2 separate regions of the Homo sapiens genome follow, and region 2 is linked to region 1. A link is a loop called in an ENCODE intact Hi-C map of the cell type or tissue named here. Cell type or tissue: left ventricle myocardium inferior. All regions are shown on one strand. Each heading gives the region's core, and the rest is flanking DNA. Links, peaks and the distances in the headings are about the cores only.

Region 1 (2,933 bases), core at 173-2,672:
ATGATCTCATTCTTTTTTATGGCCGCATAGTATTTCATGGTGTATATGTACCACATTTTCTTTATCCAGTCTATCATTGATGGGCATTTAGGTTCATTCTATGTCTTTGCTATTGTGAATAGTGTTGCAATAAACGTATGCATGCATGTGTCTTTATGGTAGGATGATTTATATTCCTTTGGGTATATACCCAGTAATGGAATTGCTGGGTCAAATGGTGTTTCTGGTTCTAGGTCTTTGAGGAATGAACCACACTGTCTTCTACAATGGTTGAACTAATTTACATTCCCACCAACGGTGTAAAAGTGTTCCTATTTCTCCACAGCCTCGCCAGCATCTGTTGTTTCTTGACTTTTTATAATTGCCATTCTGACAGGTGTGAGATGGTATCTCATTGTGGTTTTGATTTACATTTCTCTAATGATCAGTGATGTTGAGTTTTTGTTCATATGTTTGTTGGGTGTATAAATGTCTTCTTTCAAGAAGTGCCTGTTCATGTTCTTTCCCCACTTTTTAATGGGGTTGTTTGTTTTTTTTCTTGTAAATTTGTTTAAGTTCCTTGTAAATTCTGGATATCAGACTTATTCTTTTTCTTTTTTTTGAGATGGAGTCTGGCTCTGTCACCCAGGCTGGAGTGCAGTGGCATGACCTTGGCTCACTGCAAACTCTGCCTCCCGGGTTCACGCCATTCTCCTGCCTCAGCCCCCCGAGTACTTGGGACTACCGGCGTCTGCCACCATGCCCAGCTAACGTTTTGTATTTTCAGAGAGACAAGGTTTCACCATGTTAGCCAAGATGGTCTCAATCTCCTGACCTTGTGATCCACCTGCCTCGGCCTCCCAAAGTGCTGGGATTACAAGCATGAGCCACCGCACCCGTCCATCAGACCTTTGTCAGATTGATACATTGCAAATATTTTCTCCCATTCTGTAGGTTGTCTGTTCACTCTGATGTCAGTTTCTTTTGCTGAGGAATCTGCACTTTTACCAATAACCCAGGTGAATCTTATACAGGTGGGTCATGAGCCAGACTTTGATAAATGATGGTCTAAGAGTCAGGGAAAGTCTCTCTGAGAAGTTGACCTTGAAACTGAGTCTCAAATCATGTATAGGAGTTGCCCAATTTAGGGGAGGTAACAGCACGGATCCTGGAAACCTGAAAATGTAGATTTCGAACTTTGCCTGAAATACTGAGATATTGGAATTGCCACAGGAACATTCATCAGCACCGAGGTTTGCAAATGTGTGTCATAACTTAGTTGAATAACTAAAACAAGTGTCCCTAATCAATTACTCTTAATAATTATGTGCTAAGTGTCTCCTATATGTCAGGCACCTTGTTAGGTATAAGAAATATCATGTATCCATTTATCCATTTACTTACAGTGAGCCAGGTGATGTGCTAGGTGTTGAAAACTTACAGGAATTGTTGTACTATATAATTTTGTTAATTGTTTTACAAAATCCACATATATCACTTGTCAATAATTTTTCTCTGTGCTGATCCCTAAGAACATCAAATAATTAATACTTACACACTTATCTGTAGGCTCCTGAACTGATGGCATGAGAATTCTTTTTCCTCCTCTGTAAGTGATGGAATTTACCACTGGTGATCATTGCTGAGTTTTTAAGGCATTCTTTATTTCAACTGTTAACCTATCTTTTTGCTACCATTGATTTCTGGGTTTCCATGTTTAAGGATGACTTGCATATTTACCAAAGTTCATCAAAGCTGTAAGAGTTATCTTGACACATTGATAGAAAGCTGTGGTTCTTTGAGAGGGAAGATAGAGGAAGTCATTTATGACTAAATTACTTTTTAAAAGCCTGATACTATGAAAAGAACATCTAATGATACATAATTTTAAAGTGCAATTCAAAGATAAAAGGTTTAGACTGCAGAGGTCTCAAAGAAATTCAGGAGAACACTTTTCTGAATATTTACATCACTTAACGTAGCTGATATCATAGTCTACCTTGTATTAAAATTATTATTTTACCTTATCAGAGTACAAGTTTCTTGAAGGTAGGAACCATTTCTTAATCTTTATCTTTGAATACCTCTCAGCATTAGCGCTGAGTAACCTCCAGCATTGAATAACTCACAGTATATCATGTACTGAACACTACATAGTAAAATAGATACCCAATAAACATTCAATGATTGGACAAATAAATGAACATGATTCATGGAAGAGCAATTTGGAAAGAAGCAAACTTGAGTTACCATTTGCTTAAAATAAACACACTTCTGTGTCAGAGCAAGTAGGTGGCAAAATGATGATTTAATATAAAAACAAAATACTGCAAATAAAACATTTACTTTATTTTCAAAGGAAAGGAGTTTCAAAAATCTTTGAGAAGCTTGTCATTCATTCTTCAGAAAAAGCCCTTCTTGGAAGTGTGAGTACTCCGATCTGGAAGGGCAAACCAGATTAAATATCAGGCAGAGAGAAGTTGAATACCCTGTGCTTCTTGAGAAAAAGAGACTGCTTAGTGTGGGCTATGGAATCCAAGAAGACTAGTAGACATTTTTTGTAGTTTGTGCGTTGACAAGCCCAGTGACTCAGATTGACACCTAATGAGTGCTTTGAAGAAAGCATTCAGGAGAACACTTTTCTGAATATTTACATCACTTAACGTAGCTGATATCATAGTCTACCTTGTATTGATTTGATTACCTTGTAGGTAAGGAGAGAGGAAGAGGGTAGAAAACAAGGGATGCAGAGGAAAAGGAAGGAGGAAGTTTTAACTTAAATTTGAAAGGCTCTTTCTTTCCCTTCTCTTCCAGAGAAAGAGCGTGACTTAAACAAAGCAGTCAGTAAAAAAAAGATGAGCCTTAAACTATTATTTTCAATGACTTTGAAACATCTTCTTCTGGAATAACCTTTTTGAAAATAATTTCATATTTGGTCATTTTGGGGAGAAAAT
Region 2 (2,933 bases), core at 279-2,778, 590 kb before region 1:
TTCATCTATACCTATGACCTTGGCCATCAGATTGCCTGCTTCCTCTGGATCCTGAGAACTAAAAATACTGTCTGTATGCTTCTATTTTTCAAGCACAAGTACACATTATAGTGATTCAAATACTAATGGATATTTTAGCATTACATCTAGAAATTTTCTTCACTTCCCAGAAAATAAGATTGGTTAAAATAATAGAGGTATTGATTTTAAAAAGCAGGGAATATGCTGTATATTTATTACTTCTCAGACCAGTGATATTTCTTCATTTTTTTATACTTAGTGAATTTTATCTCAAGCCTCATTTTACTCTAAATCTGTTCTCTACTACAGGATAGCTCCTTGCTTTGGTTAATATTTAACTTTTTAAAATATATCACATTACCTTGGTGAGTAAAATATGCATGTACTATAAGATTACCATCACTATAAAATTATGCAGGTACTATAAGATTATTGTCTTTTACTGTAAGATTACTGCACTATAGATTACTGTAAGATCACTGTCATAATAAAATATGCATGTCCTATAAGATTACTGTCTCCCAAAGATTTCAGATTTGTAGAGTAAAATGCTTTCACTATTCTTTTCCTTTGAATTACCAGGTCAGACCACAGGGATTATGCAGAAAGTAGTTTATTTTTGTGCGTTGTGTTTGGTTTCTTTCTAAACAATCTAAACAACTTTTTCTAGGCTTAAAAAATTAGTTTGTGTGCTAATGCATTACTTATTGACAGACATGGTCATATTTAGTATCTAATTAGTGGACAGAGTTAATTTTTTCACACTTCTTACATTTTCTTATATCATCCCAGCCTCAGGCCGTCTTCCACTTAGCTGTCATATTAGTTCCCTGTGGCTAGTACAACACAATTACTGTAAACTCAATGACTTAAAACAAGTTATTCCCTTGCAGTTCTGAAGATCAGAAGTCTGAAATTAGTCCTACCCTGCTGAAATCAAGGTCTCTGTAGCCAAGCCCCTGCTAGAGGCTGTAGGGGAGAATCCATGTTCTTGCCTTTTTTAGTTTCTAAAACTGCATTTCTTGCATTCCTTGGCTCCTGGCCCTTGTCAAAACCAGTACTATCACATCTTACTTTAGTGGTCACATTAGCTTGACTTCTTCTCTAGTTAAATCTCCCTATACTTCTGTTATAAGAGCACTATGATTACAGTTAGGGCCCCTCAGGATGATCCAGGAAAAAATCCCCATCTTAAGACTTAATTTAATCACATCTGCAAAGTCTCTTTTGCCATATAAGGAAACTTGCACAGATTCTAGAGATTAGGACCTGGAGATTTTTTGGGGGTGGGCATTATTCAGCCCACCACAGCTACTATCTGACCAAATCACATAGTGCACTTTTATCTGCCACAGCTTTAATTTCCCCCATGAATTTATTTAATACCAATGTTGTCTTCCATTTTTACACCCATTTCAAAACTCTGAAATAGAAATAGGTTAAGTGCAGACATCCGACTTGTATCACACTGACCACCAGATGGCAAACTTTGTCATTATATTTTTAGGCCTAATCTGAATTAATTTGACAGCCTGAGTAGTTAAATATGCCAATTTAAAGTCATGTATAGTGCCATGCAGTTTAGATCAACTGAAGTTTTATCACACTAGATCATTTTTTATGAGAACAGCTACACATAATCAGATATTAATTTGAGCTACTTTAATGGCTTCTGAAAAAGATTACTTCCTTATCTAGCTAACGTCAACAACTAAGCATGCTTCTATTTCACAGAAAATTCTTCCAATGCAGTCTCTCTTAGTTTTTGAGTAATTTCTTACAAATTCTAAATTTAATTGATATGATTAATTATTAATCTCAATTTTAATTACTTATATACAGGATTTTTCCTAGAACTTGTTTCATTAATGAATTCAACTCAGGCAGGTACTAATCCGTGTCGCTTTTATCCTGTAGTATCACATAATATATAATAAAAATAATGGCTACAAATAAGGCAGCTTTCTAAAATAGCAAAAATTATTATTGTTCTACTGTTTTCCAAAATCATTGCACTCTTATCGTATCAGTCTAAACAATTCAGAGACATCAAAATAACAGCTAATATTCTTCTTCTTTCCCTCTTACAGAAACTTTTATAGAAAAGTTCAGAAAATGTATATTTAAGTAAGTTAAAATTCATGTTCTAAAGATAACACTTTTTGTATTTCCCAGGCATAAAGATATAGGTATAGATGTGGATATCAATGATATGGAAATATAATTGGGATGATTCGTACAGTGAGTTTTTTCTTCTTTTGAACCTCATTCACAATATCATATTAAGTTTATTGGCCCTCCCCTATTCCATCTCCCCGTATCCCCCAAGCCAAAGTAAACATTATTCCAAATCTTATTTGTATTTTAAATATATGTGTGATTATATATGTATGTGCATTTACCTATACATATATATACACATTAATTTATTCTGATTTTTCATATAAAGTTATATTCTTAACATTTTCCAATGTTATTAAGATTCCTTGAAAAATTTTTAATGGTCATATGATATTTTACCTTTTTGGTATTCCAGTTTAACCAAATAGACCAAATTGTCTCCAATTTTTCACTATGATAAATGACACTTTCATAGAAACTTATAAATCTTGCTTATATCTCTCATTATGTATTTCATTAATATAGAATCTTAGCGGTGGAATTACTAGGTCAGAGGATATGTGGACTTTTGATGTTTTTGATATCTGTTGGCAAATAGCTTTCCAGAAGGGCCAAACCAGTGGCATTCTCTTAATACTCTTGCCAAAGTGCTTCATTAATTTAATTTTTGCCAATTAGGTAAAAATATTCCTTGATGTGCTCCTGTTTACTAATTTATGACTCCCTTTCAAGTTATTTAAATTATATATAATGAAATTTATATAAAATAATCATTATCCAGCTTACTGCAC

What was found. Peaks named below come from ENCODE experiments on the same cell type or tissue, not always from the same donor. Only the 100,000 strongest peaks of a DNase experiment are listed, where the experiment ranks them.
Region 2: a loop joins it to region 1, with 7 times the contacts of the local background. A loop is called at or near these places in 61 of 110 quality-filtered maps.

What each region holds. Positions count from the first base shown.
Region 1 is chr10:116,290,987-116,293,919 of GRCh38, forward strand. No RefSeq gene overlaps it. Among named protein-coding and RNA genes, the nearest start is that of GFRA1, 19 kb to the left of the region's middle. In left ventricle myocardium inferior, for the core only: no CTCF peak of the experiment used is centred there; no DNase peak of the experiment used is centred there; H3K27me3 peaks cover 1,599 bases.
Region 2 is chr10:115,705,176-115,708,108 of GRCh38, forward strand. All of the region lies in intron 26 of ATRNL1 (attractin like 1), which reads left to right. Among named protein-coding and RNA genes, the nearest start is that of SNORD158, 490 kb to the right of the region's middle. In left ventricle myocardium inferior, for the core only: a CTCF peak has its summit at 1,488 (motif pointing right); no DNase peak of the experiment used is centred there.